3 separate regions of the Mus musculus genome follow, and all the other regions are linked to region 1. The links are chromatin loops, found by intact Hi-C in ENCODE. Cell type or tissue: left cerebral cortex. All regions are shown on one strand. Each heading gives the region's core, and the rest is flanking DNA. Links, peaks and the distances in the headings are about the cores only.

Region 1 (10,928 bases), core at 1,066-9,065:
CATAGACTAACAGACTGGCTAAACAAACAGGACCCAACATTCTGCTGCTTACAGGAAACCCATCTCAGGGAAAAAGGCAGAAACTACCTCAGAGTGAAAGGCTGGGAAATAATTTTCCAAACAAATGGTCTGAAGAAACAAGCTGGAGTAGCCATTCTAATATCGATTAAAATCGACTTCCAACCCAAAGTATTCAAAAAAGACAAAAAAGACATTACATACTCATCAAAGGTAAAATCCTCCAAGAGGAACTCTCAATTCTGAATATCTATGCTCCAAATGCAAGGGCGGCCACATTCATTAAAGATACTTTAGTAAAGCTCAAAGCACACATTGCACCTCACACAATAATAGTGAGAGACTTCAATACACCACTTTCATCAATGGACAGATCGTGGAAACAGAAACTAAACAGGGACACAGTGAAACTAACAGAAGCTATAAAACAAATGGACTTAACAGATATCTACAGAACATTGTATCCTAAAACAAAAGGATATGCCTTCTTCTCAGCACCTCACGGGACCTTCTCCAAAATTGACCATATAATTGGTCACAAAACTGGCCTCAACAGATACAAAAATGTTGTAATTGTCCCATGCATCCTATCAGATCACCATGGACTAAGGCTGATCTTCAATAACAACATAAATAATAGAAAGCCAATATTCACGTGTTTGTTGTCTTAAAGCTTACAAGCTTATTCTTAACTCCATCCTCATTAATTACAATTTATAGCAATAGCACTAAACAACTTTCGGTGCTAAGATAAATGCTCACTGCTGAGGGAAATGTATAACTCTCAATGACTTAAGACTATACACACACACACACACACACACACACACACACGTGTTTGTTTTGGGTTGCGGTTTTTTTGTATGTTTGTTTGTTTGTTTGTTTGTTTGTTTGTTTTTGAGACAGGGTTTCTCTGTGTAGCCCTGGCTGTCCTAGAACTCACTTTGTAGATCAGGCTGGCCTTGAACTCAGAAATCTGCCTGCCTCTGCCTCCCAAGTGCTGGGATTAAAGGCATGCAACACCACTGCCCATTTGACAATATAAATTTATTTGCTACGTATGTCATGTCAGCCAGCAAATTAACATTGGTGCCAGTCATTTAGAGAGTCTTACCTCAAATGCCTTATAGCTCTTTCATTTTCCAGGCTCCAAAGTCCTTTATATAAGTGACTATAGAAAGGAATATCCTACAGGGAGAAAGGACCCTATGGATAAGGTGATGAACATCTGTTTCACATATATTTCTTTAGCTCAAATTAAGTGCTATGTTTACAGGACATCATATTACCCAGCACTCTCTTCCAGTGTCACCTCTCCACCCAATTCTTTGTGTTCCATCTCTATCCCCACCTCTGACCAGTCCCACCAACCCTAGTCCACCCATAAGGTCTATTCTATTTCCCTTTGTCAGTGAGATTTACACAGCCCATCTTGAGATCTCCTTGTAATCTAGCATCTTTGGGTTTGTGGATAATTACATGATTGTTCTTTTCATCTAATATCCACTTATAAGTGAGGACATACTATGTTTGTCTATTTGGGTCTGGATTACCTGACTCAGAATGATCTTTTTTGCTTCTATCAATTTGCCTGCCAATTTCATGATGTCATCGTCTTTAAGCAATTGCTGGTTAATATATCGTGTAAACATAGCACATTTTCTCCACCCATTCTTTTGTTAAGGGACATCTTTGTGCTTTCAATTTTCTACCTATCACACACCAAAAAAAAATCTACTATGAACATATTTGAACAATTATCTTTGTGGAAGTGCTTGCTGAGAGGAGCCTGATATGGATGTCTCCTGAGAGGCTCTGCCAGGGCCTTACAAATATAGATACAGGTGCAGATGCTTGCAGCCAACCTTCTGACTGAGCACAGGGACCCCAATGGAGGAGTTAGGGGAAGGACTGAAGGAGCTGAAAGGCTTTGCAACCCTACGGGTAGAATAATAATATCAACCAGCCAGATTCCTCCCCCTACCCCTAGCTCCCAGGGAGGAGAGGCCCTTGGTCCTGTGAAGCCTTAATGCCCCTGAGTGGAAGAATGCTGGGGTGGTGAGACAGGAGTGGGTAGGTGAGTGGGTGAGAACCCTCATAGAAGCAGGGGTGTGAGATCAGGGATTGGGTTGAAGGGGAAACCGGAGAGAGTGATAACATTTGAAATGTAAATAAATAAAATAATAACAACAAAAAGGAAATATATATATATATAATATTATATATAACCAACCTACCTTTTAATTTTTTTAAGGGTTAGCTCCAGTGGTGACTAGGTCACCAAATAGAGTGGGTAGGTGGGGGAGGGGCAGAGCACCCTCATAGACACAGGGAGAGGGGGATTATGATGGGGGTTTCCCAGGTGGGCAGACCGGTAAAGGGGATAACATTTGAAATGTAAATAAAATGTCCAATAAAAAAAGACAAATATTAGAAAATACACAACTTCTCAACCTGAAAAAAAAATCACAACTTGAAGAAGTGTTTTAGGATCTATCATATCTGCATGTAAATGAAAGCACATTAGGCCACTTTTATTCATGATTATTAGTCTACGTTCATTTGTTAAGAATTGTCTTGAGCAAACATCCCCAGAGCTATTCTTGGATTTAACCATTAAATCTCTTTTTTCAAATGTGAGTTCGATTTCCATGTTTGTTCATCTAGCACCATTTATGCAAACATAGAGAGAATAATCATAACATGAAACAATACAAGCCTCTCCATTGCACTGATTAACACTCTCTAATAATGTGAAGTGAATTGTGTGTTCAATCATGTGTTGAATTATGCTAGTGAGTTATGGTTAATAATATTACAAGGCCTGGGATAATATCATGGATTTAAATCCCATTTCTAGTAAGTGCTGCGGCCTAGCCAAATGCACTGTCAACCAGGCTGTCAATTAATTGTCAATTACCAGTGCCAAGGTAAAGGCAGACTCTTTGTTTTCTGAGCAAACAACTCATTCAGAAGATTGTCTTAATTATAAATCTCTCACGTCCTTCCATATTGTCTTGCAAAAGGTTGAATAGTCATTAATATCGTACAAAGCTGAGCCTTTGGAACAATTGTTTAACAGCTACTTTGCAATTATAAGCAGTACACTAGCTAAACAAAGCTGGAGTCCACATTATTCCTATAATGAATTAGAAATATAACAATACAGTAACTCTCTGGAAGTCAACCCATGCTTCATTCTCTATCACTTCCCATGGGGTAAAGGGTTAATTTAAGGTATATGTCATGATTGCTGTATTTGTGTGCATTCTTGATAAGGAAGAAACAGTACCTCTTCATAGTTTTCTTAAGGCTCAAAAAGGTGATCTCTTAATTACTCAGCTATTACAATACACACATAAGATATGCTGTTTTTTTAATTAAATACTTCTGATTTTATAGCTAAGGGAAAAATAGGTAAATTTTGCACTCAAAATACTACCTTTAAATAAATAAGTGTTTAAAGCTATCCTTTCCTCCTTTGTCATTTATTTCATGGTAGCTACAGCTGTCTAAATATAAAGTTAAATAATAAACTTTAAATATGTTGTGATTGTGGCACGTGTTTAAATTCATGAAGTTGTTAATCAGTTCCAAACTGATGATGAAATTGGTGTAACACAACAATAGCAAGTTTTCAAGAATTTTGTATTTTTGCACAGTAACTAATTAGGAAATGCTGCAAAACAGAGAAAATATAAAAGAATCAAGGCCCAAAATAGAAAAGGATGGCATTTTAATTTTAGGTTAATTTTAATAACCTATATCACTTCTCTTGATGATCTGTTCCCACTGCCTTAGACTACTTGACAAATTATTGTCACAAGTCTCCTATCACACCAACACATTCTCTAATTTTATAGTAATAAATATATAGAAACATTTATTATATGAACATAATATGATATGAAATAAGTATATATAATATATATAATCACTTAAAATAAAAGTATATCCATGCCTATTTTCTGACAATCCCTGGAAAAGAAAAGCACCTAAGGCTGGCCATATCATACTTTCCACGTCCAGATTGACACATAATATGTTGTGATAAGTTAGTGTTCAAAGCATAAGCTGAGTGAATGAATATTGAAGCTTGTGAACCCAGTTCCTGTAGTGCACCATCAGTACGGAGACAGAGCAAAGAGGCTATAATGAATCTTCTGAATTCCAGCCCTCCTAGAGTTTTACACATGAGCAATCACCATGAGAGATGCCTGAGAGCACATAGGCAAAAGGAGAGGTGGACATCATTCATGAAACACACATCAACGGCTGACTGAAACATTTTTGCAATATCACACGGTGACACTCATTACTGGTCCAAGTAGAGGCACAGGGTATCACAAGACTAAACATGGTCACCAGCGGTGCAATGTTCTCACATGCAGAGACTATCAGAGAACTGCAAACCATGACACTTTCTCTTTACTTTTGTCCTTGCATAAATGAAAAGTACAAAGTTGAGCTGCAAGCCTGGCTCAGTTGGGGGTACATTTTCAAAAGTAAGCTCATGGTATAAATAAAAATTGGCTTAATTATTATTTTCTATGCATGTCACTCAGTTTCCACAGACCTTTTCTAATCTGTGGTAGAAAATTTGCAGGGGAAGATTAAGAGCAGAACCACAGATGCAGAGAGAGGGAAACTAAGATTTGCATTGAACAATAGTGTCAAACGTTAAAGAGACATCGAGGAGACCCACTGCCAATGTGTTACGTCCTGCCTAGATCCTAAACAGCTGCTCCACTCTGATAACCCTGAGGCTCTATTGCCCATTTGAGAAATCTGTTTAAATTTATTTGTTTCTTCATGATTCTCTTGTCCGGGAATGTAGTTGTTGGACTAGCCCAAACAGGTACCATTGTGTAAAGCGTTATTCTCAGTAAACAAAGTAGCTGCTGAATTTTTGTTTAAAACATCTTTGCAATTTTGTGTTCAAAAAAGATACAGAAAATCAGTTTTCATATTGAAATAATTGCCTGGGGAATTATAATCACAAATTATTCTTTGAGTTTCAGTGAAATCTCCCTTTTCTTATGCAGTTACAACATAAAGATAGCTTTGATACAAAGCAAAGCCTACCAAGATTGGACAATTAGACAGCTAACACCAAAGCTAACCCAACATACTCATCCTGTTTGCTATGCAGTTTTATACTATGTGGAACTTTATAATTTTCTCAGTATTATTATATACATTGTGAATTAGAAATATAATATACATCATTGTGTACTGTATAATATATAATGTGAATTTTAACTAAAATAAATTTAACATATGTCTATTGAAAGTACATATTTATTTAGTGTAAGACAGATTTTAAAAACTCCAAAATAGAAATTTATTTGAAAAAATAAAGACTGGAAAATACAACTATACAATTTACAAGTCTACATAAGTTCTTTGGCACAGGAAAAATAATTAACAATTCTCTACTAGCATTTGGATACCAAGATGAACTGAACTAGGCAAAGAGAAAAAAGAGAGTTGAACTCATTATATGAAGAATTAGAAAAGCTAGAATTTTAAAGTTTCTTTCAGCAACTAGTCTGCAGTAACTCACAGATTACTAACAACTTATGCAAGTTTTATATGCCGATTCCATCTGCTCTTCATTAAAAAAAAAGCTCATTGCCATAGCAACTGCCACATGCCATGGTATTTATGCTGCATCTGATGTACAAAGCATAGTTTGTGTAGGAAGGAGTGTGTGTGTATATGATGTGGCAGCTGTCGTCTCTGCCATTTTGTTGCTGCTCTATAATAAAACAAGTAGTGGTTATGAATACTCATTTGAGTAGTTATACTAGTGCTCATTTAACTAAATCTTCACCCAAAAAATCCATGTCTAATCAACACACTGGGGTTTTAGGACAGCTAAGGTTACATAGAGACTCTATGTTGAAAAGTAAAGCAGTCAGTACAAAAGCACAGACATTTATGTATCAATGGTGGAAAGGAAACCTAAGCCTTGTCACCCACTACCACACTTTCTCGTAATTTAAGGAATAAAATGCCAGTGAGGTTTTCACCAGGATCAGTGTCAGTTTCTGTTAGTTGCTGCTGATACGTTGTAGTTTTTATTCTCCAAATCATGTATATTTTTTTTCATTTTTACATTCACCATGCAGAAGCTGTTCCACAATAAAGATTAACTTACTATTAAAATGAAAAAGATGAGATGTGGTTATGATATATATGAGAAAGACAGAATGCACATTGTTCTATTTTTGTAATTTTGTTTTTAAATTCTAGTTTTAGTAGAAAACAGTGTCAGGTTAGAAACAAAAAGAAGTGAATTTGTCTGTTTTTACTTCCAAATGATAAAAACATTTTTTTTAATTCCCAAAATACCCAAATCTCTGGATTCTTTTACTTGAGGTATTTTTTTATATATATTTTAAGAAGTGCTGGAGAGCTTTCAATGTTTTCAGACTTATTGTGGCAATTTATTGTTAAAACAAAAAACACTTTGATAATACAAGGTTTATTATGGCTCATGTAACTAGATCAAATATTTAGGTACAATTTCATAGTCAGAAGAAAATACAGAGAACATCCACTAGCAGTAAGATAGAAATGTCATGGCATCAAAATCATCCAAGCTAAAAACCAGATGTTTTCTTTTCTAAAAATTAATTGTTTAATATATACTAAATTCACAAGAGCCTAATGATCAGAGCCTCAAAGCCTTCAGCACAGAAGCCAAGCAACAGCTCGACCACGCTCTGGCTCTCATCTATGCTCTTGCTTGGAAAGACTTCACTATGTTTTCTACCCAACTTCTTTGCACATACACCACCCTCCAAGCTGTAACACGGTAGAACTTTGTAGTGATCTTTCAACATCATGAAAGCCTGATGGAAACCTGCTACCTCTGAGGAAGATAATGAGAAAGAACCTTAGAACAGGTAGAAAACTGGGAGTTCACAGGTGTAGCGTGAATATTGCTCCTCCTTCACTTTTCTACGTTTAAGTTTCAAAAAGTGATGAATGGAGACTAAGAAGCAGAAAAATACAATGAGAACCAAAACCAAGAGCATGGATTTTAGAGGATGCCTATTTTTCTCAAATGTCTACTTAAAATGTATTTATAGCACAGATTAAATAAAACTATATACATGAATATATATGTATATGTAGTAAAACTTGGTATGAATGACAGTCATAGGTTCATAAATGGCTGTGTACATTAATTTGGTCCATTTGTTATCTACCCATGCAATTATTCATTTATTCATTCAACAAAGTTACTGATAATTCTACAAATATAAGTTGTCCTTCTTTCAAAGTACTAATCTCCCTGAAAACTGTCATCTACTTTACAATAAGTACTTTGAAATCTTTGAACATCTTTAAATTCTGGTATAGATTTTGATAAAAGTAGCATTTAGTTTTGCTTTATTTTGGAGCCATAGCTCCAGCTAGACTAAGCTACTGATGCAAATTATTTTTCCTTTCTATATTTGTATAATTTTATTCTAACCTAAATTTGAGTGTTAAAACAAAAATTCAGGAGTTAGTATGAAACAGGTTATAATTTGTCAAAGCATTTATCAACTTATAATTCAGCATGAATTCAAAGTTATAACTATTGCCAATTTTTTGAATGTCCAAGCCACACCATGCAGTATCCATATGCCAGTAGAAAAACCTTAGCTGTGTCTATAAAAGTGAGAGAGAGAGAGAGAGAGAGAGAGAGAGAGAAGAGAAGAGAAGAGAAGAGAAGAGAAGAGAAGAGAAGAGAAGAGAAGAGAAGAGAAGAGAAGAGAAGAGAAGAGAAATATATATATTCCTGCACTGTATACTAGCAGATGGGATTTCAGGTGCCTACATCATCACAGCTATTATTAAATTATCTTTTGTGATGATACCTCAGGTAGTCATGACTTATGCAATAGGGAGTTAGGGAGACATCTTCAGTTTCAAAAGCTATTAAAATTTCTTGCAGGTGTGTTTGAGAGAAGCACAGCACAAATTCATTTGCACACTATGAGGATAAGAGACATGCAGCCCAGTCACAAGGGGCAATTAACACAAACAGTGTGAGGGAAGAAACAACCGGAGTTGCGAACTAAACAGAACTCACATTGCACTTGCATCTCCCAATTAGATTACAAAGCAGAGATGTTTATTCCACAAAATAAATGATATTGGCAGTTTTGGGCTATGATAAAACCCTATAGGATCTGCTTTCCTAAATACCCACTTTTGACTTATTTTCTCTTTCTCCTAACTACCAGGACTCTTGTTTGTTTGTTTGCTTGTTTGTTTTCCTCTGTGATGGAAGCCTATTAAAACAATGGAGTTTCACTTGTTTCCTGCTGCAGCTAGCCAAAGTTTCAATATGCTACAGCTGGAGACTTTCTTCCTTCAGTCACCCTAATTAAAAGCTTATAGGATTGTATTATTAAAACTTGTAGGGCTCATTCCAACCCAGATGTGACATATTTATAATATGATAGTTCTTATGATCAATACAATTACAAGTTTATTTCATTGCTCTTGTTTGCTATCCCTTGGTGCCCCAGCTCTACCTGTTTTGACAGGAAATCTTGACATCTTTCGCCCATCTCCTCATTTCAGAATATCCATGAGGATTTCAGAAGAAAAAACAGCATAGAGAATATAGCTTTGGCTGCTGAACCAACTTGTAGTTTAAGAAAACTACATTAATCAATAACATCTGAGCATTTCAATTACTGAATAAGAAAGGCAAAGAAATGGAAAAAAGATTAATAGGTCTCCCCCAAAATTAGAGCCCTAAAATCAAAGAGGACCTACAAACTGGATGCTTTGAGTAGAATGTTACTGTTGAGTTAATATATAATTATCAAACCCTTTATTTTTTCCACACACAGCAGCCTGTTTCCGTGACAACTTTCCTGCTCTGAGAATGTTTTACCTTTGATTAATGACACTTAGTAAAAGTTCTAGTGAGTTGCAATGAGAGAGAAAGGAATCACTTGAACCAACAGTGAAGTACCTTGCACAGTAAGGCTAGGAAAGGTTAATGGCATCATTACTAGCTTCTTTTGAGTACATCTCTCTCTCTCTCTCTCTCTCTCTCTCTCTCTCTCTCTCTCTCTCTCTCTCTCTAGGAATATGTTAGACATCCATACAGTGCATTAACTCCTTCCTAGCTGTAGTTCCATTGAGAAAACCTCATTTTATAAAACAATTAGTTCATCTTTTAAGTTCATTTCATTTTTGCTCTTAATTTCTGCAAAATATAATGACATAACATAGCACAATCCATGATATGTAAGAAGATAACTTTTTAAATTCTGGATACTCTGAGGAACACATTTTAGATCTTCAAGACAGTGTTGGGCAAATTTCACAGAAAGTTTTTAACTATTTACTGACTCTGGCTTCTGGGAGTCTTTCTTCAAGCTTCCCAGAAAGGAATGGAGGCATTTTCCTAGGGATATGAGTTTTCCTGAACTTTCCTTGTGTCATTCTCTGGTACTAAGTAGTGTGCTGTACCATACCACTACTCAGAAGAGTGTGTCTCCCACAGGAAGCTAGCTGCTTTATTCCACATAAACAATTGTGTGCCTCCTTCATGAATTTCGTTTGGCTTTGCAGAGACAAATTGATAGGAACACCCAAGATGCTCTTTCAACCAGATGACCAGGAAGGCTTCCTCTGTGAAGGTTAACATTAACCTTTATCGCACCTAATTGTGATTGTCTGAGGTAGTTGGGAAGGACATTTGTTGATCATGGATCTCAGTGCATTGAAGTCTTCCTAAAATTATTAATCACTGAATCAATCCTAGCCTTCTTTCGCTCACAGATGAGACCTATGTAAGCAATTCCCCTCTAGTTAAGTAGAGACTTTCTGCCAGCCCATGTGATTTAGGCACATACAGAATTTGAGGGATGAAAACTTATCCCTATCCTTCTCAAAGCAATGTATTCAGCCTCATTTAGGTCTTCAAATCCTCAAGACAATTTAGGGGCTTCAGTTTTCATAGTATTCAGTGTTGTTGATTAAACATATTCTATTGTTAGTGCTTGAGAATCAGTGCAAAGCTATTCTCTTGTAATGAAACACAGAATGTTGATTTTCTAAGAACTTCCACAAATGTCTTCTAAATTTCTTAGCTGACGTGAGCCTAACAGCCTACTTGAAGGCTTTTAATTGCTTCTAGATTGCTTTTAATTGCCATGACTCTTATTGCCCAGGTGCTAGAGCTGATGCAAAGGCCATCATGTTCTTCCTTCTATTTATACCTCATGCTACTTCATCCTGTGACAATCTAAAAACTGTATGATGCTATCCATGTTAAGGTCATAAATCTACTTAGTATCTTGTTTAGTTTGGTCATAGAAAAAAATATCAAGACCAAAAGCAAAACGTGGGAGGATAAGTTTATTTTGGCTTATTTTGTCTCATGGTCCCAGGGAAGGGTCCATAATTTAGGGAGAGTCATAACAGCAGACAACCTGCAAAATCACATCTTTAATCACAAACACAAAACAAAGAGCAAACTGAAAATGGGGCAAATTCACAAAGCCCCATCTCGTGTGACAAGTTTCCTCCCTATACCCTGCTCCCCACCCCACCTACTCCTGCTTCTAGGCTATGCCATTCCCCTGTACTGGGGCATATGATCTTCACAAGACAAAGGGCCCCTCCTCCCATTGATGGCTGACTCGGCCATCCTCTGCTACATATGGAACTAGACACAGCTCTGGTGGTTATTGGTTAGGTCATATTGTTGTTCCTCCTATAGGGTTGCAGAGCCCGTTGACTCCTTGGGTACTTTCTCTAGCTCCTTCATTAGGGGCCCTGTGTTCCATCCAATAGATGACTGTGAGCATCCACTTCGATATTTGCCAAGCACTGGCAGAGCCTCACAAAAGCTATATCACGGTCCTGTCAGCAAAATCTTGCTG
Region 2 (10,928 bases), core at 915-8,914, 400 kb before region 1:
CCGGCCATGTGCGTTTTCTCTCTCTCTCCTCATCTACTTCTCTTCCATGGGGATTTATCTCTTGTAGGTAAAGAGGGCCTGATTAACCACGATTGGAAAAATCAAATTTGGAGCCACGATCTATTCTCTCTGCCACCCATACTGAAGCATTAGCCATAAAGAAAATGACTGCATATGAAGTTCTGCGTTCATATCAATTCATGTCCTGGGCATATCTCTCCTTATGGTTTTATCAGTCTCAGGGAGTGCTTTGCCTTTTCTTATTAATTTAAATAAAATATTTTGATGATTTTCCATTCATGTGTATAAATCTTACTCTGAATATGAGGACTCTCATTTTCTAAACTTTAAGCTGGGAACTCTACTGTACTTTGTTTCCCTTTTAGGATTAGTTGCAAAGTTCTAATTGACAGAATGAAAAGCAAAAGAACCCACTGAACACCCACTACATGCTTTTTTAGAAAGGGGAAACATTCTATAAAAAACACTGAACAATGCAAGACACACACGGATGAACACGTGTCTTAATGACATTCTATGTGCAGTTCCTTCCCCAACACGTCCTTCTCACCACGCAGCACATAAGCCACAGAACACAGAGCCCTGGGAAGTCTGCTTTTAGTAGCATATATGCATTTTCAAAAATGTTTGTCAGTCCCAAAATCCTAGTATGTATTTCAAGTGGTTAGGATTTTAATATTTTTAAAGCCTGGCTGCCATTTTGTTGTAGCAACTACACAGTGTGGTTTGTATATAATTCGAGGACAAATTTTTATATCACTCTTTTCTTTTTATATGTTGTAAAAAATTAATTTATTAGAACTAATTAAGATAGGATCAACATTTTGAAGAAGCAGTTTTATTTAAAAAGCAAAACCGAACCAAACCAAATTAACAACAAAAATAAAAAAGATCACTCAAAGTGCTGTCGGGTGGCCTATGGATGATTTAAAAATCTTTCTTTAAGAGGTGGGATATGTCAGGTGGTGTCCAGTATTCCTGTATCTGAAGTGCCTATATTTCAGTGACCTATACAGGTGTAAGCTTGTATAATAAGACTTGACAATGAAGAGACATTTGCTTATAAATAACGTCTCAGGGAAGAAAATGCCTAACAATTTTTACATATGCAGCATTCATCCCATAAAAAGAATAGAAGTATCTTATCTTCTATTCTGCTAACAGGTTTCAGCAGTTTTCTGAATACTTATGAGTAGCTCAGAAATTCATATAAGTTCATGTAATTCACACAGCATCTGCTGTAAAAAAAATAGTGATAATTTACATCCAATTAAAATATCTCTCATTAGATAAAATGATTTAATAAACCAACAAATTTATATAAGAGGATAGTATTCACTGGGAATAAAATGACTCAATTTGCTATGCAAACAAAAAAATCAATGAGCAGAAAACTGGAAAAGGAACACGTCCAATGTCTTTTATATAAAATTTTAATTTGTTGACTTAAAAAGAAAAACGGTGTCCTTACTGTCTTAGAATTTATGTGAGTTATTTAAAAAAGCATGTCTATTCATTGGATGAAATTCTTATTAAATTGCTAAAAATACATTTCTGAACTCCCTGTATCTGGTACAGAAGTAGAAATTTCAGTAATGTTTGCTACATATTATCACCTTCCTGCTTTTTTAATGTTTTACAGTTGTATTGCATGGGACTGTATGCAATCTTGACATAAAAGGAAATTAAAGTTTGTAATTTCTTTTTATGCTATAAGATTCCGTTACCTTTAAAATAAGCTTAGATCTATCTGGCAGGCAATTATGCAAATGCATTCTGTAAGGGCATATACTAATGATAAACCATGAAATAAACTCAAGAAAAAAAGAGGTGTCGAGCGAAGAAAAAAGTAAGTCTTGCTATTTTTTCCTTTAAATATTTTTAGGGCTCTTCACCACTGCTGTTGGGTCATCTCTCTTAGCTGTACTCCAGAGCCTTTGTCAGTCTGGAGGAGGCAGCCATGTGTCCATGGCTGCTTATTTAGAATGGTGAAGACAGATGGCCTGGAATTGCTGGAGAAGACCTTAAAATATATTATAAAGAGGAAAGGAAAGAAAAAGAAACAATGAGAGAGGGCATAAAAAGGAGACAAATATGTGGCAAAGAAAATCACAAACACACACACACACACGCAGGCATACATTCACGGGTGAGGATAGACTTCAGAGCAGTAGGACTGGATTTAATATAATTACTTCTTTATATAGAAGCTCAAATTTCATTGTTCTTGATATTATCTCTGTTTAAGGAGTTTTGAACAGCACAGCCCCTCCTGTTTTGACAGAGCAACCTGGGTAAAGTGTGATATATATTTGCTTCTCGTGCCTCCCAAGCTTGGACTGTGAATTTTGAATTGTACAAGGTCTAGAGCTTGACTTATCTGAATCATACTGAATGAACCATACTGAAACCCATGACACCTTAACTCAATGTTTAAATACAGTTTCTCAAAATTATTTTGTCTAGCTTATCACCTTTCTTTACCCTTTTCTATAATTTTTAGGAAGATATAAAATATATCTCAGTAAAGACCTTATTGAGGGATGGTTTATGTATCTTAGTTATGGGAGAGGAAGAAAAAGATAGTAATGTGTTAGTTTGAGAATATCAGTGCATAACAGTATGTTTTCAAATTGGAAGGCTCGAGGAGATATTTCAGTAGGATAAAATGGCATGAATTGATATCCTATTATGCATTTTGTATGAACATCTTCCCATTTTCCAGCTTCACTCCATTCCTCCAGGCTTCCGAGTGTGCCAGGTAAAAGCATACTAGTGTATCCACTGCCAGCTTCTCTCCTACTTCTAAAACAAATAATAGACTTCAAATTTCTTCTTTCTGCTTCCTGAGTTGTCATGGTTATCAAATAACACCTCCAAATTCTCTCTCATTTTAACTTTTTTGATTTTTCTGCTTTATATAAACAGGCTGAACGAAGACAGAGGAAAAAATAACCATCAAGTTTGGGATTTATAAGTAGTGAAGGAAGCATTAAACATGAAATGCAAAAAGAAATGATTTCTTACCCTCAAATGTAAATTAAGGTTTTTAGCTCAAAGTATTAAGTCTAACAAAATACCTGAGTTTTATAGTGGTTCTCTTAACAAGGTCCTGGAAACAACCATACAGCCTGTTAAACTGTGTTGTGGTTAGAGATCTTCTACGAGGATCCTTGTCTTCCAATGAAACAGCAGAAAGGATGTTGGATTTCTAAAGTAAATCAAGGGACTTTTTTGGATACCAGGTCCTTTAAAAATAGAATGGTCAGAAGGTTCATAAACAGAGAACTTGAAATGCTCAATACTTTTGTCTTACAAAAACATCTGTTGCTCATATGAACATTTTGAACACTAAATGCTTCATCTTGTCCTAAGGAGGTGTGCTGGGTGGTGGCTTCCTGCGGACTTGGCTCCAAGGAGGTCAGACTAACTCCCTGCCCACTTGGCTCAGCAATATCCCAGTGGTCAGCACGTCTTGCCATAATCACATAGTGGCGCCCCAAGCCCGATTCTAAACTGTACTTTGTACCTTCTAATGAAAGCATCCCGAAATATCCTTAACCACTCAGATTCTGGAACAACCATGACCTCAGACTGGACCAGAGTTTGCTCAGCAAGAATGGCTGGTGAAAAGCTCCCTGTGTGACAGACACTCCTCCTGTCCTCACTAGTTTTTGTCACTTTACCTTTTATTATTATGAGAATGAGCTGAGAAGCCTGTGACATAGCGATCCTGGACAGAAACGTGTTACACTATCACACAACAGCACAGTTTTGATTGTGTTTGAAATACTGTCAATAAAGAACAAGGTTTCAAAACGTAATTATAAAGAACATTTCTGTTTAAATCTCCAATAATAGAACTTAAAAAAAGAAAAAAACAGCTCACTCCTTTCACTTGTTAGAAAAATATTTATTCTGTTTCATCAACAAGAGAGAGTATTATCCTGCTTTTAAACATAGCATCCCCAGCATTCCTTTTTCATCAAAGTACATCCAAGTGGCTGAGGGATACATGTGATTGAACATCACTAGAATTGTCTAGCAGTGGCCTCTGAAATTCTTATGATCATAGAACCAATGAGAAGTAGCCATTTTTTTTTCACAGAAATTTCAACTAAAATAGAAAGCTGGGGGAGGGGTAGAGAATGACATCTGAAGTTAGTGGGTATCCCTGGGTCCTTTATGTTGCCACATCTATGTGTGACAGAGTAAAGTTACTTGGTAGCATGATCCAATGTATTTGACATGCACATACAGTCTTGATTTTAGTAGTACAATAAGGAATGGAGAAGGAAAAAAAATGAATCCAAAGATTCCATAAAATTATTTTGTTATAGCAAATATTCATTTTGATTTCTCCAAAGCCTCCTTTCAAGATAATGTTCCTGATAAATGTTATGTCATACACCTTGATTAGTGAGAACATATGTTGGAATTAGCTTTCTCATATCTAACCTTTTCTTCGAGGAATAACTGAATTTGTAAAAAGGAAAGCAGCAAAGGATGTTGACATAGTTTTATTCAAATTCAAACCTTTTTAATTTTTATGATAGTGGCTTTCTTACTATAGATATACTTTGTAATGATTTTTATTTTCAGCCCCGGTTACTTTTATTATTTAAGCTACACATGTTCTCAGACATTATAGTATTAAAATATATGACTATTTAAATACTAAGACAATATTTACAAAGTCCTATTTCATGCTTTTAAACACATTTTGACAAAATAATTGTTATTATATATGTAAAAATGTATTTAAAAGCCAAAGTTCTGATTTAGTGTCTTTATAACCAACTTATACTTTATAAGAATCATAGCTTAAATCTATGTACCACTTTTTTTGAGGGGCTGCAATATTTTCTAAATATAATAAAAGGCATTTACACATAATAAGCTCACAATTACATAGTCCACTTCTTAGACACAGAACAAATAGAAGTAGAAGAAGGAGAAAAAGGATAGGAGGAGGAATAAAATAAAATCAACTTCTCCTAGGAATTCTCTGGGTCTTGGCTATTCTCTTATTTTTCTGTCCCAACTGGAAAAGAAGAAGGATCTACTAACAACCACAGCTGTGTTGAAAACAAGTGAAAGCCAATTTACCTTGCTAATTTTTAACATGCTGCTTTCTTTAACTGCAGAGCTGTCTTTTTTCTTTTACTATCCAGAATTAGTTAATTTTTTTCACAATCTATTTTTCCCCTAGAAAGTAACCCCTTGTGTCCTACCATGGGCTCCTCACTGAATGATTTCTTTCTCTTCTAATTATATTTCTTCACCTTGGGAGGGCCTCACACTGCTTCAGGATAAGCAACCCAGCAGAGCCTAAGGTCAGGTGTGCCCTAGAATCTAAGTCTAGAAATTACAATCACTGAACAAGAGCAGGAGAGGGAAAGAAGACGCAGAGTGGGGAATTTGTAATGATATTGAGGCTCAGTCTAAGGAATAATTAAACAAAGGGCATCCTACATTACAGCATTTGATAGAAGCCTCTGAGGACAGAATGAAGACTTTCAGAGTCTGCACTGATGTGAATCCTTCCTGAAAGCCATGGGGTTAACAAATAACTTGTACCAATGTTGAAGCCTGCAAGTTTTAGTTAAGTACTTCTTGCTCTATGGTCTGAAAATTAGAGTTCTACCCATGAACCATGCAAACACAGTGCTTCTAATGCATATTACACATACAAATAATGCAGTTTAAAGTATCTGAAAAAATATGAAACATATTCAAGATAATAAAAGAAGGACTTGATGACAAAGCTAAGGGGGTGGGGGTGGGGGTCCTGCAAGAGGAATTTTCTAAGATAATTTTTGAAGACCAAAAGGATTTTTACTTCTGAAGAGTCTGGGACCTTGTATAGCAGAGACATTCCAGGTAGAGCCTCTGTAGGTAGAAGAGGGAGAAACATGAAGAGAGATTTACAACCAAATCTTCAGCTGGGCTTTTGTTTAACACATATGCAAATTACACACTGCTTCATTTGAATATTTATTTACTGCATTTGTGAAGGAAATTGGGGGATTATAGCCTCTTCCCAGCTGTGTTTTAGTTAATGACTGGTCAGCCTATTAGCCTGTTCTACTGAATGGATTCTCTGTAGAAGGAACACCTTTTTGCACTCTGACTAGAAATTCTTTACATAAACAGTCAGGCTAAGGAGCAAACCAGACCTAGGAGAGCTGAACTCTCAAAAGGAATGTATCTCTTCCAAATCATTAGAAACTGGCAAAAAGTTACTCAGTAATGATAACTTCTGTATTTTTATAATAAACAAGTCCAGCATTTGCCCAGGTGATAATGTTGAGGGAGATGAGGGAACCTAACTTTGACAACACCAAAAAATCCCAAGATCCTGCTGTGACAGTTCCCTTTCTTCCCAGAAAATACTCATTTTGTTCCCCATAAAAGTATGCCAGTTACAGAAATTTTTAAACATTATTTGATTACTACCTGACATGTCCACAGGTTGCATGTGTTTGCTTTTCTCCCTATTTTCTCATTACTAAAATGAGGAGAGAGACAGGGGGATAACTCTCTGGTGACCAAATCTGGTGAGCTGCAACACTTGGACAGATTTTGACTTTGAAATTGGAGACCTGTGACTTTATAAGTACTTTTCTAAGGATTTCTAGTGAATATATTCTTAAGTCAGGACTTTGGTTATTATATTTGTGCATATAGTAACCAATGCCCAGCAGGCTATCATTTATAGACAGATAAGAAGAATAACACGAAGAATAGCACCTACTTTTGGTATGTATATATGTTTCAAGTAATAAGGGAAATTTGTCTTGATACCAAAGTGTCTCTCTTCTTTATCTGCTTTCTTATGTTCAAATTAGTCTAGCTTTGTAAACGAGAACATGTAACTTATCCTAATACAGACCATTAGATGAGTGATTCCTTCCTGGCAACATTTTTTTTTCAGGGATCCAAGACAATATTGTACTTCGATTTACATTAGCTAGCAATCTGTGTATGGCAAACATTATTAGCTTATTTACCATAGCATTAGTCATACAAGCAAGTTGTTTGTGTTCAAACTATTGTTGTAGGTCCAGAACTTGAAAACTTAAAGGGAACCTAGAAATGAAAAGAATGTCATTATCTCAAAATGGAAATTTTCCTGTTTGAAATGTTAATATTATCTATTGGAAAGACAGGTCAAACATCTATGGAACAAAATCAAATAATAAATGGAACATGCTGTAAGACCACATGATAGACAGAAAACTATCAATTATGTAAATGGAAGAATATTACAAGGATAAGTATTCTATTAACAAAACCTACGTTCTTGTTAAGAGATCACAATATTTCCCATGACACTATAGCTGTTCAATAGACAGAAGCATCTCATACTATACTCTTCTGTGTGTGGTGAATGGCACACATTTCAATGCTTCATTTTCCCCTCTAAACACAAGCTTCCAAACCATCGCACAAAACCATCAGGCATATTTCTTGTTCTTTCCTTCTGTGGGGCAGAGACAGACAGATTGCTGGATCAGATAGTGCAGAACGCTGTATACTGCATTTGAAATGTGCCTTTTTAAAAAGCAGCAGATTTATTGATTTTCTTAAGTAGAAAATATGCACCCGGACATTAGACAAACACAGACTAAACACAGACTGAGGAAAAGCTGATAATTTGATTAAACTGACTGAGCTTTTGTTGTCTGTGTTTGGGGAATTTCCAGTAATGTACAAGTGCCAAGTGGCCCTCTCCTTTTGAGTTTAACAAATCTCAAGTCTAAGCACAATGAATTTTACAATTATACCGTATTTAGATAATTGTTTTTCCTCAGAAAAAATATTTTGATGGAGCCATATTTTGTGTTGTTTGAAAAGAAGTGGTGCAGGGAAATCTTGCTTGGTTCAGCTCAGAGAATTTTACTCAAAAAAAAAAAAAAAGCTTAATATTGGCCATGCATAAAGCATTTGGTATTGATGCTATGGCTCCTGATATATACTTAACATGCACAGCCATAACATGCGCTTCAGTTAGAGGGTATAAATATGCTATTTTGCTTAGTCCACTAAGGTTTTAAAAAAAAAGCAGGATTTCTCAAACCAAAGAAATTTTTTTATTCAGTTGTCTATCCATACACCATTTGCTTAAATAAAAGCAAAATCTCCATTTTACAAATGTTTTGCAGCCATATAAAATATTTGAATATGTAGTTAAGGCATAGTTGATTAAATATAGTTTATCAACTTTCCTGGCTGAACTGAGTTAAATTCTTGAAGTGTACAATGCTTCTTCTTGTAGTATTGTTTCATATAGGTTAAATGTTGCATTGCCCTGAGATTTCAAAGACCTCCAGTTACATAGCTTGACTCTGTGACTGCTGAAGTTAAAATTAATGCATGAGGCATGTATGTGTGTGTGTATGTGTGTTTGTGTGTGTGTTTGTGTGTGTATTTATAAGAAAGATAACTTTTCGAACAGTTTTCAAAGGCTGAGTTTTAATATCCATTCCTACATTTTTTTTTTTAGCCCCAGAGAGCCCCTTGGATTCCACTTCATAACATTTCAAATATCTACTCTGCACATGATTTTATACCTTATAAGAAAGGGTATTTTGTTCTTCCTTTTCACACTTATTTAAATCTCAGGTTCTTATGCCTTATCATAAAGGTATTCATCATCTTTCCAGTCTCTGCATACTTTATATTGAGTATTTTTTTCTAAAACATCCCATGTCACCTAATTAATTTCCAAGATATTTAAACAAAACTCTTCCCAAATCCTAGTGCCTCCATTTAACACAATGGTTTCTTTTTTTGAACTGTATTATTTTTTCCTACATAGATATTTAGTGCCCAAACAGGTCACCACTATGATAATCATCAATTCTTAAATATTGATCACTAATTTGACAGCTAAAATATTATTGATAAAATGGTGGCATATTAACTTTAGTAACTTATTTGAATAACCTTTATTAATAAATTATGCTGTTATTTAAAAGAATATTGACGGTTATTTTTGAAAGTTTCAGGTGACGCTGGAATTTAAAATCCTTTTTTCTATGTACTAAGATAAAGGTTTAATGACTTATATCATCTGGTCTGGAGATGTTTACACAAAGCCATTTAGAAGAGATATTTAAAGACCATTTAAATCTTTCTCTTTCTGATTTGTCTGATTTTTCAAGGGTATGGCAAAGATAATTTACATCAGCTCTTCACCTTAAATGAACTCATTGTAGAAAATAACATATAAGTAAAAAATTGCTATGTTTTAGACAAAAGACATTGCTTTAGGAACATGATTCTTATCCCAATGACCTTCAATGAAAATTCAAGCATATTTTTTGTTTCATTCCATAATTTATAATTTTAACACTTAGAAGTCATACATAAGTATCCACAGATGTGCAGACTCCTCTCAGAGCTGTCACAATTCAATAATGTGTAACCAATGTACAGCCCTTTGTAATTTGATGTATAATCTTGAACTTTGAATATGCTCTTTTGAAAAAATACGAAGGAAATGAGAAGTACTTTTAAAAATTTATGTCCAGTGTGATGCCCAGGTACTTAATACTGAGGTAATAGTGTTTAGAAAAGTCTGTGAACAGATGAAATCAAAGAACCTCTATGAATCTTTACATTCCTGCTTAGCCAACCATCCACTTTCTTTCTGTCTCTCTTTCTTGGCCTGCATATGGCAATTAGAAAAAGAGAGTATACCTGGCAATTTAAGTTTCTAAAAGGAGAACATCTGTTTATATCTTTTAATTTTTTTCTTTTTATTAACAAATTACTTTTTGATAATGTGGAGAATTTGAGCTAAGTACCAAGGGCTGAGAGTACACTCTTCAAAAAAAAGGCCTGGGGAGCACACTCCATGAAACTTAATTCAAATCAAGGAACAATCGCTGTGGGTATTGTGGGCATGAACTCCTGCAGAGTACCGGAGGCCTTACAGGAAGCTGTCACCGGAAAGGAAACACACATAGAAATAGTCTGTAACCCATCTGTAGCTACAGCGATGGACCAAGGCTTTCATGGGAACCTCCCAAGCATGGCCACCTACCCAAGTCTTCACAGAGTCAAGCTTCTCTTTTCTAAAAGAAAAAAAAAAGCATGTTTTTCTGACACTGTATCTTTTGAATACCTTCAGAACACTAACTCTTTCTTTTTACAAAGACTCAACATTACTTCTTCACTTTTCTGGCACTTAAATTTTCTTAGGTTGGTAGAATTACCAATGAAAGGATTAAGAAATTTATTTTTTCACAGTCACAATGTTATTTTCTATCTGTCAATAGAGACAACCCCTCACGTTTGTGTTATGTATAATATGTAAATTACTAATAAGAAGCAGCTTTGATTAACTGTCACCTCTTTAAAATTTAATCTTATTTATTTTTTAAAAAATCATTAATCAGTACATAGTTTTTTAATATGCACAGTTTTCATGGATGTAATTATTTTCACAGATAAAATATTCATAAATTTGAATAATACCATTATAAATTAAATATAACCAATATGTTATCCATATTCTCTCTTGTCTGAAGGACTGAAAAACTTGTTTCAAACTTTAGTTCTTCTTAAAATCATATCTGATTATATGAACAAAATTATGGTTCCCTGTTTTATGTGAATACCTGGGGACTTTTGGTGCACAAGAGGGTGTACATAGGAAGCCTGCTAGTCTCCACACAAATCTATTCATTGAAAGGTTGCTTGCTCTAGCCATTGGTGATGTCTATTATAACTATCTAAAGTAGCCAAACAAAGAAAAGTCTAGTCATGAAACTATGTAACTTTTCTGATAATTAATTTAATTTTTATTATAGATTATTCCAAAGATATTTGTTGACACTTATTTCACATTATTTGAACAGATACTCAGAGAACCAGACTAACAAGCATCTTGGTGA
Region 3 (10,928 bases), core at 1,688-9,687, 190 kb after region 1:
TTTATTCCAGTGATGCAGGGATGGTTTAATATATGAAAATCCATCAATGTAATCCATTATATAAACAAACTCAAAGACAAAAACCACATGATCATCTCGTTAGATGCAGAAAAAGCATTCGACAAGATCCAACACCCATTCATGATAAAAGTCTTGGAAAGATCAGGAATTCAAGGCCCATACCTAAACATGATAAAAGCAATCTACTGCAAACCAGTAGCCAACATCAAAGTAAATGGTGAGAAGCTTGAAGCAATCCCACTAAAATCAGGGACTAAACAAGGCTGCCCACTTTCTCCCTACCTCTTCAACATAGTACTTGAAGTCCTAGCCAGAGCAATTCGACAACAAAAGGAGATCAAGGGGATACAAATTGGAAAGGAAGAAGTCAAAATATCACTTTTTGCAGATGATATGATAGGATATATAAGTGACCCTAAAAATTCCACCAGAGAACTCCTAAGCCTGATAAACAGCTTCGGTGAAGTAGCTGGATATAAAATTAACTTAAACAAGTCAATGGCCTTTCTCTACACAAAGAATAAACAGGCTGAGAAAGAAATTAGGGAAACAACACCCTTCTCAATAGTCACAAATAATATAAAATATCTTGGCGTGACTCTAACTAAGGAAGTGAAAGATCTGTATGATAAAACCTTCAAGTCCCTGAAGAAAGAAATTAAAGAAGATCTCAGAAGATGGAAAGATCTCCCATGCTCATGGATCGGCAGGATCAACATTGTAAAAATGGCTATCTTGCCAAAAGCAATCTACAGATTCAATGCAATCCCCATCAAAATTCCAAATCAATTCTTCAACGAATTAGAAAGAGCAATCTGCAAATTCATCTGGAATAACAAAAAACCTAGGATAGCAAAAGCTCTTCTCAAGGATAAAAGTACCTCTGGTGGAATTACCATGCCTGACCTAAAGCTTTACTACAGAGCAATTGTGATAAAAACTGCATGGTCCTGGTATAGTGACAGACAAGTAGACCAATGGAATAGAATTGAAGACCCAGAAATGAACCCACACACCTATGGTCACTTGATCTTCGACAAGGGAGCTAAAACCATCCAGTGGAAGAAAGACAGCATTTTCAACAAATGGTGCTGGCACAACTTGTTGTTATCATGTAGAAGAATTCGAATAGACTCATTCCTCTCTCCTTGTACTAAGGTCAAATCTAAGTGGATCAAGGAACTTCACATAAAAACAGAGACACTGAAACTTATAGAGGAGAAAGTGGGGAAAAGTCTCGAAGATATGGGCACAGGGAAAAAATTCCTGAATAGAACAGCAATGGCTTGTGCTGTAAGATCGAGGATTGACACATGGGACCTCATGAAACTGCAAAGCTTCTTTCTGCAAGGCAAAAGACACCGTCAATAAGACAAAAAGACCACCAACAGATTGGGAAAGGATCTTTACCTATCTTAAATCAGATAGGGGACTAATATCCAATATATATAAAGAACTCAAGAGGGTGGACTCCAGAAAATCAAATAATCCCCTTAAAAGATGGGGCTCAGAGCTGAACAAAGAATTCTCACCTGAGGAATCTCGAAAGGCTGAGAAACACCTGAAAAAATGTTCAACATCCTCAATCATCAGAGAAATGCAAATCAAAACAACCCTGAGATTCCATCTCACACCAGTCAGAATGGCTAAGATCAAAAATTCAGGTGACAGCAGATGCTGGCGAGGATGTGGAGAAAGAAGAACACTCCTCCATTGTTGGTGGGATTGCAAGCTTGTACAACCACTCTGGAAATCAGTCTGGCAGTTCCTCAGAAAATTGGACATAGTACTACCGGAGGATCCCGCAATACCTCTCCTGGGCATATATCCAGAAGATGTCCCAACCGGTAAGAAGGACACATGCTCCACTATGTTCATAGCAGCCTTATTTATAATAGCCAGAAGCTGGAAAGAACCCAGATGCCCCTCAACAGAGGAATGGATACAAAAAATGTGGTACATTTACACAATAGAGTACTACTCAGCTATTAAAAAGAATGAATTTATGAAATTCCTAGGCAAATGGTTGGACCTGGAGGGCATCATCCTGAGTGAGGTAACCCAATCACAAAAGAACTCAAATGAAATGTACTCACTGATAAGTGGATATTAGCCCAGAAACTTAGGATACCCAAGATATAAGATACAATTTGCAAAACACATGAAACTGAAGAAGAACAAAGACCAAAGTGTGGACACTTTGCCCCTTCTTAGAATTGGAAACAATCACCCACGGAAGGAGTTACAGAGACAAAGTTTGGAGCTGAGACAAAAGGATGGTCCATCTAGAGACTGCCATATCCAGGGATCCATCCCATAATTAGCCTCCAAACGATGACACCATTGCATACACTAGCAAGCCTTTGTTGCAAGGACGGTGATATAGCTGTCCCTTGTGAGACTAGGCCGGGGCCTAGCAAAAAACAGAAGTGGATGCTCACAGTCAACTATTGGATGGATCACAGGGCCCCCAATGGAGGAGCTAGAGAAAGTACCCAAGGAGCTAAAGAGATCTGCAACCCTATCAGTGGAACAACATTATGAACTAACCAGTACCCCAGAGCTCTTGACTCTAGCTGTATATGTATCAAAAGATGCTCTAGTCGGCCATCACTGGAAAGAGAGTCCCATTGCCCATTGGTCAGTCAAACTTTATATGCCCCAGTACAGGGGAACTCCAGGGCCAAAAAATGGGAATGGGTGGGTAGGGGATTGGGGGGGGAGGGTGGTGGGAGACTTTTGGGATAGCATTGGAAATGTAATTGAAGAAAATACGTAATAAAAAAAAAGAAAAAAGAATTAACCCACACAAGGATGAGTGAAAAGTGTTTCTTTAAGTTGAAATTAATTTTAAAATCATCAGTTTAGTATTTTTAATTTCTCTCTCTCGTGAGAGAGAGAGAGAGTGTGTGTGTGTACATGTGCATGCATGTGGAGAGAGCAAGGTTGTTGGTTCTGTAAAGTTTGTATAACTTATAAAATGAGAAGTTTCTTATGATATCAAAGTAAAATTTACACTGATCAACATATTAGTGGGAACTTTCTGATGAACTGACAGCCTGTGTTTGCCTACTGTGCGCATGAGTATTTGTAGGTGATAACATGCATACACATTACACATTGATTAGCATGTAGGCATAGCGTGGCCACTAGTATCTGGCACTTGTTGAAGCACTGAGCAAACAAGGCCCTTAAACTAAAAATACAGTTGATATATAATTTTATGCCTTGTTTCACTTTCCTCCAATTTCTTTCATGTTGTTAGGTAACTGTAAATGGTAGAGTACACTCAACCTTTCCAGAACTTCATGCATCAATCATTTGACCCCTCTTCTATTGTGAAATGTTTAACTACTTCCTAATTTTACTGTAGCAAACACTACTAAACAGCGATACCCATTTATAATTCATACTATTCTTGTTACATCACCAGTAACCATGTTCTAAGAAGTACTGATGCCCAACTCATCCTCCATGTTTTCTCAATAGCACCTGTAGGACAAAATCAATTATAGCAAAAAAAAAAAAAAAAAAAAAAAAAAAAAGAATAAGGGCTGAGTTCATATACTTGGTATCTTTATGATTAGTATTCATTTAAAATTAACAAAGGAAATAACTAGTGGTTTGGTAAGCTGAAGTGTTTTATTATCAAAGTTTCAATTTACACTTTTATTATAATCGAGACAAGGACTTGTGTGTGTTGCAATTTCTATTCATTGTTTCTGATTTATACATACATGCTCTCTATTCATATATGACACCATTACCTTGTTTACATTATTTTAAGCAGTCTGTATATGAGTAGGAATAAACTTTTGAAGAGAAAAACTATACTGTATTATACTGGGAAAAATATGCAAAGCAATCTAAACACTAATGCTTGTGTATGCATTTATATAAACACATGTTGGAAATTTTGACCTGATTGTTTTACATCTTGACCTCAAATGGTTCGAGAAGCTTATGCTAAAGAAGGGCAACACTGAAATACACGAGGGAAAAAGTCCACTTTTATTTTAAGGTTTTTATATTAAGAAAAGACATGTGTTAAATGTGGGAGGAAACACATTTACTATTCTTTAAATGTGAAAAGGCCCACTCATATTTGGATGTACATTTTAAGAGGACGATGAACATAAAAGGCTTTTCTAGAGGAAAGTGAGAATTGGGGGAAAAAAGGAGTTTAAAGTTAGATCATCTCAAGAGAAGTCTGAAAAATGCAGCATTGTCTTTATCTACCTATTAATGTACCAGAGTTAATTTCAACTAATTTTGTCATGCTCCCAAGTCTTCAGTGGGTGTAAACACTATGCACAGTGGAAATTCAACAAGTGATGGTTGAGTGTTTGCTTGAATGGCTGAAGAATGAGTGAATGAAAGAATCACCAAACAAGTCAAAATCAAGGTTACAGTATCTGTTTATCATGATCTTTCTAATCATAAGGTTTCTGAACAATGAAAAAAAAGCAGCCTCAACAAACAATGAGCAACAGTCTGTATCCATCCAACAGCAGCTCCCAAGGAAGTGAAGAAGAAACTTGGGAGATGGAGCAACAAGTTAACATTTTCCAACCTCTTCAGCAAGGATACTCTTACTGTCACAATCTTAGATTTCACTGAGAGGAAAAGAATTACTATATTCCAGTTACTAATTCAAAAAGAAAAAAAAAGGATGGGTGGAACAAAATGAGGATGTGTGAAGCACTGCCATGAAAACAGAGCTCTGGGATGTTGAGGCTGAGATGACAGGAAGCCTAGGAAGGGATCGTTAGGTACACAGAATATTTGAAGGTACATTTCAAATGGGAAACCTGAGTGTCAGAATCTCACATTTTCAATAACCTTTGGATTAGCTCATAGCATTTTATATGATTCTCTGAATTTTAGGACAGAATTAAATATTTGAATGTGATAACTTGGCCAAAGTGCTGAATGAAAAGAACATGCTCACAAAGTACATCTTGTTCCCATTCGAGGTTGGGGATATTCTGCAGGCAACAGAAATGAAGTAACTATACAATAATGTTTTATTATCATTAACATTTATCAGAGCTGGTTTGACAGGGTACGTTATTCTAGAAAATGGGTATAATTGAGATAAGAATCTTTCTTTAAACTTTTATACCTAATATATTAACTGTAACCATGTCTCTAGCCAAGTTAATCAAGCAGATATATAAACTATTTAAGACATTTGAGTGGGAGAGCCAGAGTCTCTCTTTCTAGGCTCAGTCTGCCAAAAACCATTGGAGGCGTCTCTATTTCTAATATTAGATACTACAATTGGACCTCCGCCTCCTGCCTCCAGATAACTATTCAGTAGGGCTGACTCTCAGCTTATGTGAAGATATAGGAGAACAGAATTTGTGACATCCTGGAAGCTTGCCAGATTTCAGTGGGTGGGAGGACCAAGGCTAAAGGCCAAATGACAGATCCCCTAGGAGGATGCACAAAACAGACCCTCAGGCCTCTGTTGACTAAAGTGATAGTTTTTTTGATCATGGGGGTAGTTAGGAAATAATCTAGTTCAGTTTCTCTCCAAGAAAAATAATTCCAAGTTGAGGCTGGTACACTGTGAGGGGGAAAAAAATCTAAAATAAAAAGCTTAGCTGTAGTTCATTAACTTTAATTGGTTTTTGTTGCTTCTCCTCAGGTTTCCTGGATCTTTCCGCCATCTCCTCCCCCAACTCTCGGCTTTCCCTTCTTCTACCTCTCGCCTCCTCCCCCTCCAATCTGGCTTTCCCTCCTTCCTGGCAGCATTTTTAGCTTTAATTTGATAGTAAAAACTGAATCCAAAGTTACAGAATTCTTCAAATTCAACTTCTTTGGAGAAAAAGAAGTTTCAGGAAAAAAAGAATTAGCTATCTCAGCTGAGATCCTGGACATCAAAGGCCTATGTCTCCACACGTGACAGGTGTCCTGGGAGGGTTAAAGAAAATCAGTCACTCCTTAAAAGTCATTTGTACACTTAGTACCGGCATATCTCTGCCCTAGGAATAAACAGAGACACAAAACAGGTCTTCATTGTCATGAATTTTAGACTACTGGAAAACATGTAAAAACAAACAAACAAGACAATGTGTTTTTTTAAATGTCAATGCTATTAAAAAGCAAAGGGCTATGAAAATAAAGATAGTGTGATGCTTAGAGTATAGGTGAAGAGCATCTCTGAGGTCCTGCGCTCCAGAAGAATGCAGGGATATAAACATTTCAGCATTTCTTCAGGAAGGATATTTAGACAAAGGACAGCATGAACTGCATAAAGAAGGCCAAAACATGCATAGTATGATAAATAAGAGAGGCATGCAAGAACACAAGGCCAACAAAAATGAAAGAAAACAATTGCTTGAATACATTCTGTTCCCATCCTCTCCCAGGGCAGAGTTATATGCCTGCATGAGTACTGCACAAGAGTCACCAAGTCTGCCAGGCATTGAACAATTGCTGTATTGAAATTTTATGAGCAATTAAATCTGAAATGTAATGTTTTATTTTGTAAATCCTTGCTTCAAAGTACCTAACCCCTGCCCCATCATTTCAGAATTATTTTACAATCTCAAAGTACTAAATTTAGGTATAAGGTATAAAGGAAGATAGAAAACCTATCTCAGTCAAAACAGTTGAATCCTATGTACCAGTAATTATCCCACCCAAATTAAATTTAGTTATATGAATGTTCAATTCCTTCACCTCTTATTTCTACTGTATTTTATATGGCTTGGCTTAGGTTGATACATGGTCCATCTTAAACACACACACATCTATTTCAGTACAGACACACAAACGCATGAATATATGTACTAAAATAGAAGTGTGTGTATCTGTTGTGTATCTCATATTTTAAAACCGTGGAAAATATAGCCAAATGAATTTAATCATCTGCATTGTACTTTTATATTTAAAATGCTGCTTCAGAGAATGTAAAGCTATTTTAGATCCACTTCTAACTCATCAGATAGAAAGATTTAGTCTCAACCAAAGCAGAAAACAGAAAAGAATATTTATGCGTGTTTTATTTCACTGGAATATTTCCATTTTAATTAGAAAGTATACACAAATGCTAATTTCATCACTAATATGTTCCAGTCTGACCTATTCAAGCAAGTGTACCTGAAACTTACATTTAATTCTATGATTTCTAGTGTGAGAGGAAATCTAAATTGGAAAGGGAAAGAAGATTGGAGGACAACAAAATATTGCAATAATGTCTGGGTAAAATATAAATTCCTGAAAGTAAGAGAATTTAATGACATTTCTGCTATATGAGAATCAGAAAGCTGTTTTACCTTCTGGACAATAAGATGAATTGGATTCATGGTTTTAAAGACAATGTATATGTTTTAATTCAGCTATTAAACTGTTAAATAGATGAAAAGATTTTCAATAAACAGTTGAACAGTAAATCTATGCCCTTAATTCTCCTTCAGTGGTGTTGTACTGATCAGAATGGTGTTTATTTTTTCATAAAGATTAAAATTTATATTAATAAGTTGGAGATGAAGAACAAATGGAAAGAAAACAAACAATTGAAGGCTAGAAAGATAGAGTTATAAAGAAAACCTGTACCTTTGTATTCTGTGAGCATTCATATCACTTAACAAATAGTAAAACAGAACAAGAAAAATAGCATAAGCACTGAGGAGTGGCCTGCTAGGAACAGCCCCTCACAGGCTCTTTTGTCACATGCTTGGACTCCAGAGAGTGCTTTTATATGGAAGGTTGTAGGAAAGTTAGGAGGTGATATATATTGAAGGAGTCAGGCCCCTGGAGGCATGACATCAGGAGCTCTCTCTTATTCTAGATGCTTGCTCTTCTTCTTTCTCTCTGCTTCCTGTCTGAGGAAAACTAAAGAAGTTCTCCATCACATGCTATAGTTGCCATGATAATTTTCTCAAAGTCATAGGACCACTCAAACATGAACCTAACACCATAAGCCCTAGTAGATCCTTCCTCCTCTCTTAACCTCTTTATATCAGGCACTCTCAGGCCGTGAGAAGAAAGTTAACATGCTTATTCAAATCTAACAAGAAACTTGTTTCTTAGGAAATGGCTAGATCCCATTTGTGGATTCTTGATCTTACAGCACAAGCCATTGATGTTCTGTTAAGGAATTTTTCCCCTGTGCCCATATGTTCGAAGCTCTTCCCCACTTTCTCCTCTATAAGGTTCAGTGTATCTGTTTTTATTTGGAGTTCCTTGATCCACTTTGACTTGAGTTCTGTACAGAGAGATAAGAATGGATCGATTTGTATTATTCTACATGCGAACAGTCAGACAGTTGTGCCAGCACCATATGCTGAAAATACTCTCTTTTTTCCACTGGATGGTTTTAGCTCCTTTGTCAAAGGTCAAGTGACCATATGTGTGTGGGTTTATTTCTTGGTCTTCACTTCTATTCTATTGATCTATCTGCCTGTCATTGTACAAATACCATGCAGTTTGTTTTTTGTTTTTTTTTTTTTATCACAATTGCTGTGTAGTACAGGTTGAGATCTGGTACAGTGATTCCACTGAGGTTCTTTTATTGTAGAGAATAGTTTTCACTATACTAATTTTTTATTTATTCCAGATGAATTTACAAATTGCTCTTTCTAACTCTGTGAAGAATGAGATCTCATAAACTTGCAAATCTTCTGTAAGACAAAGGATACTGTCAATAAGACAAAAAAGGCAACCAACAAATTGGGAAAAGATTTTTACCGATCCTAAATCTGATAGAGAGCTATTATCCAATAAATATAAAGAACTCAGGAATTTAGAATTCAGAAACCAAATAATCCTATTAAAAATGGGGTACAAAGCTAAACAAAGAATTCTCAACTGAGGAATAATGAATGGCTGAGAAGCACCTGAAAAAAATGTTCAACATCCTTAGTCATGAGGGAAATGCAAATCAAAACAACCCTGAGATTCCACCTCACACCAGTCAGAATGGCTAAGATCAAAAACTCAGGTGACAGCAAATGCTAGTGAGGATGTAGAGAAAGAAGAACACTCCTCCATTGCTGGTCAGATTGAAAGCTGGTACAACCACTCTGGAAATGAGTTTTGAGGTTCCTCAGAAAATTGGACATAGTACTACCTGAGAACCCAGCTACACCACTCCTGAGCATATAACCAGATGATGCTCCAATACGTAATAAGGACACTTAATCCACTATATTCATAGCAGCCTTATTTATAATAGCCAGAAACAGAAAAGAACCCAGATGTATCTCAAGAGAGGAATGGATACAGAAAATGTGGTACATTTAATCAATGGAGTACTACTCAGATAGTAAAAACAATGAATTTATGAAATTCTTAGGCAAATGGATGGATTTGGAGGATATCATCTGAAGTGAGATAACCCAATCACAGAAGATCATACATGATATGCACTCCCGAATGAGTGGATATTAGCCCAGAAGCTCAGAATACCCAAGATACAATTCACAAACCACATGAAACTCAAGAAGAAGGAAGACCAAAGTGTGGATACTTCGATTCTTCTTAGGAGGGGGAACAAAATACCCATGGAAGGAGTTACAGAGACAAAATGTGGAGCAGAGACTGAAGGAATGACCATTCAGAGACTGCCCCACCTGGGGATCCATCCCATATACAACCACCAAACTCAGACTCTAGTGTGGGAACTCCAATGAAGGAGCTAGAGAAAGTACCCAAGGAGCTGAAAGGCTTTGCAGTCCCCTAGGAGGAACAACAATATGAACTAACAAGTACCCCCAGAACTCCCAGGGACTAAACCACCAACCAAAGAATACACAAGGAGGGACTCATGGCTCCATCTGCATATGTAGCAGAGGATGGCCTAGTTGGCCCTTGGTCCTGTGAAGGCTCTAAGCCCCAGTGTACAGGAATACCAGGGCCAGGAAGTAGGAGTGAGTAGGTTGGTGAGCAGGGGAATGAAGGAAGGGATAGGGGGTTTTAGGAGGGGAAACCAGGAAAGGGGTAACATTTGAAATGTAAATAAAGAAAATATATAATTTTTTTAAAAAAGGAAATGGCTAGTTTTTTTGGCCAACAGAATTCTGAAAATGTCCTTTGTTACTCACAGAATGATTGCCTTTCCAAAATTAGATATTGAAAAATCCATCCCCAATGTGATGGTATTTAGAGATGATATACTTTTAAAAGATAATTAACCTGAGATAAGTTCATGAGACTGAAGCTCACATAATTAGTTTAGTGTTCTTATAAGAGGAAGAAGACCAGAGTGCCACATTTTTGTCATTTTACAATATATGTTTAAAAGAAATAAGGTAACTTTCTTCAACACAGGAAGATAGCTCTGACCAAGAAACACATCTACCAACACACAGGTCTTAAATAGTATACGGGATGTTTAGAAAGGTATACTTATTGTTACACTCAATGATATTTTGTCACAGTATTCCCAGGTAATACACACTCATTTTAGGTCATCACCTGAATGAATGAATGAATGAATGAATGAATTAAAAAAACTTTCCTAAACAAATATGATTTCTAACAATATTTTAAATAACTTACCTTTATACTCATAGACTTTACCCCTCTTCATAGAAGTTCATTTTTGCAGCAGATTATGACCATTACAAAACACCACGTAAAAAGTAAATTGATTTGCCTGAAGTTATTGTTGTCTTGGAGGCTTAGTGCTGAATAACTTCACCCTTTCTAGTTCTTCCTGAACTCTGGCTGGCTGATTCAACACAGCTGTTCTGCCTCAAACACTTCTCCATGCTGACTGATCCAGTCTGGCTTCTGTCGGCTTCTCACTGAACTATGCCTGGCCTCAAACTAACTCTAGCAATTTGTTCTGATCTTCTGGCCCCTTATTCTCTGGCTTCAACTGCCTCTGCTGACCTGCACTGAACGTGATGAACTCAAACCTACTGTCTATAGTCACTGCACTGATTCCCAAC

What was found. Peaks named below come from ENCODE experiments on the same cell type or tissue, not always from the same donor. Only the 100,000 strongest peaks of a DNase experiment are listed, where the experiment ranks them.
Region 2: it touches region 1 in a loop (4-fold over the local background); 3 of 42 quality-filtered maps call a loop at or near these places.
Region 3: it touches region 1 in a loop (14-fold over the local background); 2 of 42 quality-filtered maps call a loop at or near these places.

What each region holds. Positions count from the first base shown.
Region 1 is chr13:82,503,145-82,514,072 of GRCm38, reverse strand. No RefSeq gene overlaps it. Among named protein-coding and RNA genes, the nearest start is that of Mir3961, 190 kb to the left of the region's middle. In left cerebral cortex, for the core only: no CTCF peak of the experiment used is centred there; a DNase peak (open chromatin) is centred at 5,697; H3K27ac peaks cover 680 bases.
Region 2 is chr13:82,898,946-82,909,873 of GRCm38, reverse strand. No RefSeq gene overlaps it. Among named protein-coding and RNA genes, the nearest start is that of Mir3961, 210 kb to the right of the region's middle. In left cerebral cortex, for the core only: no CTCF peak of the experiment used is centred there; DNase peaks (open chromatin) are centred at 2,015, 2,790, 5,483 and 6,026; H3K27ac peaks cover 3,529 bases.
Region 3 is chr13:82,311,799-82,322,726 of GRCm38, reverse strand. No RefSeq gene overlaps it. Among named protein-coding and RNA genes, the nearest start is that of Gm24295, 270 kb to the right of the region's middle. In left cerebral cortex, for the core only: no CTCF peak of the experiment used is centred there; DNase peaks (open chromatin) are centred at 4,138, 5,366, 5,731 and 6,390; H3K27ac peaks cover 3,319 bases.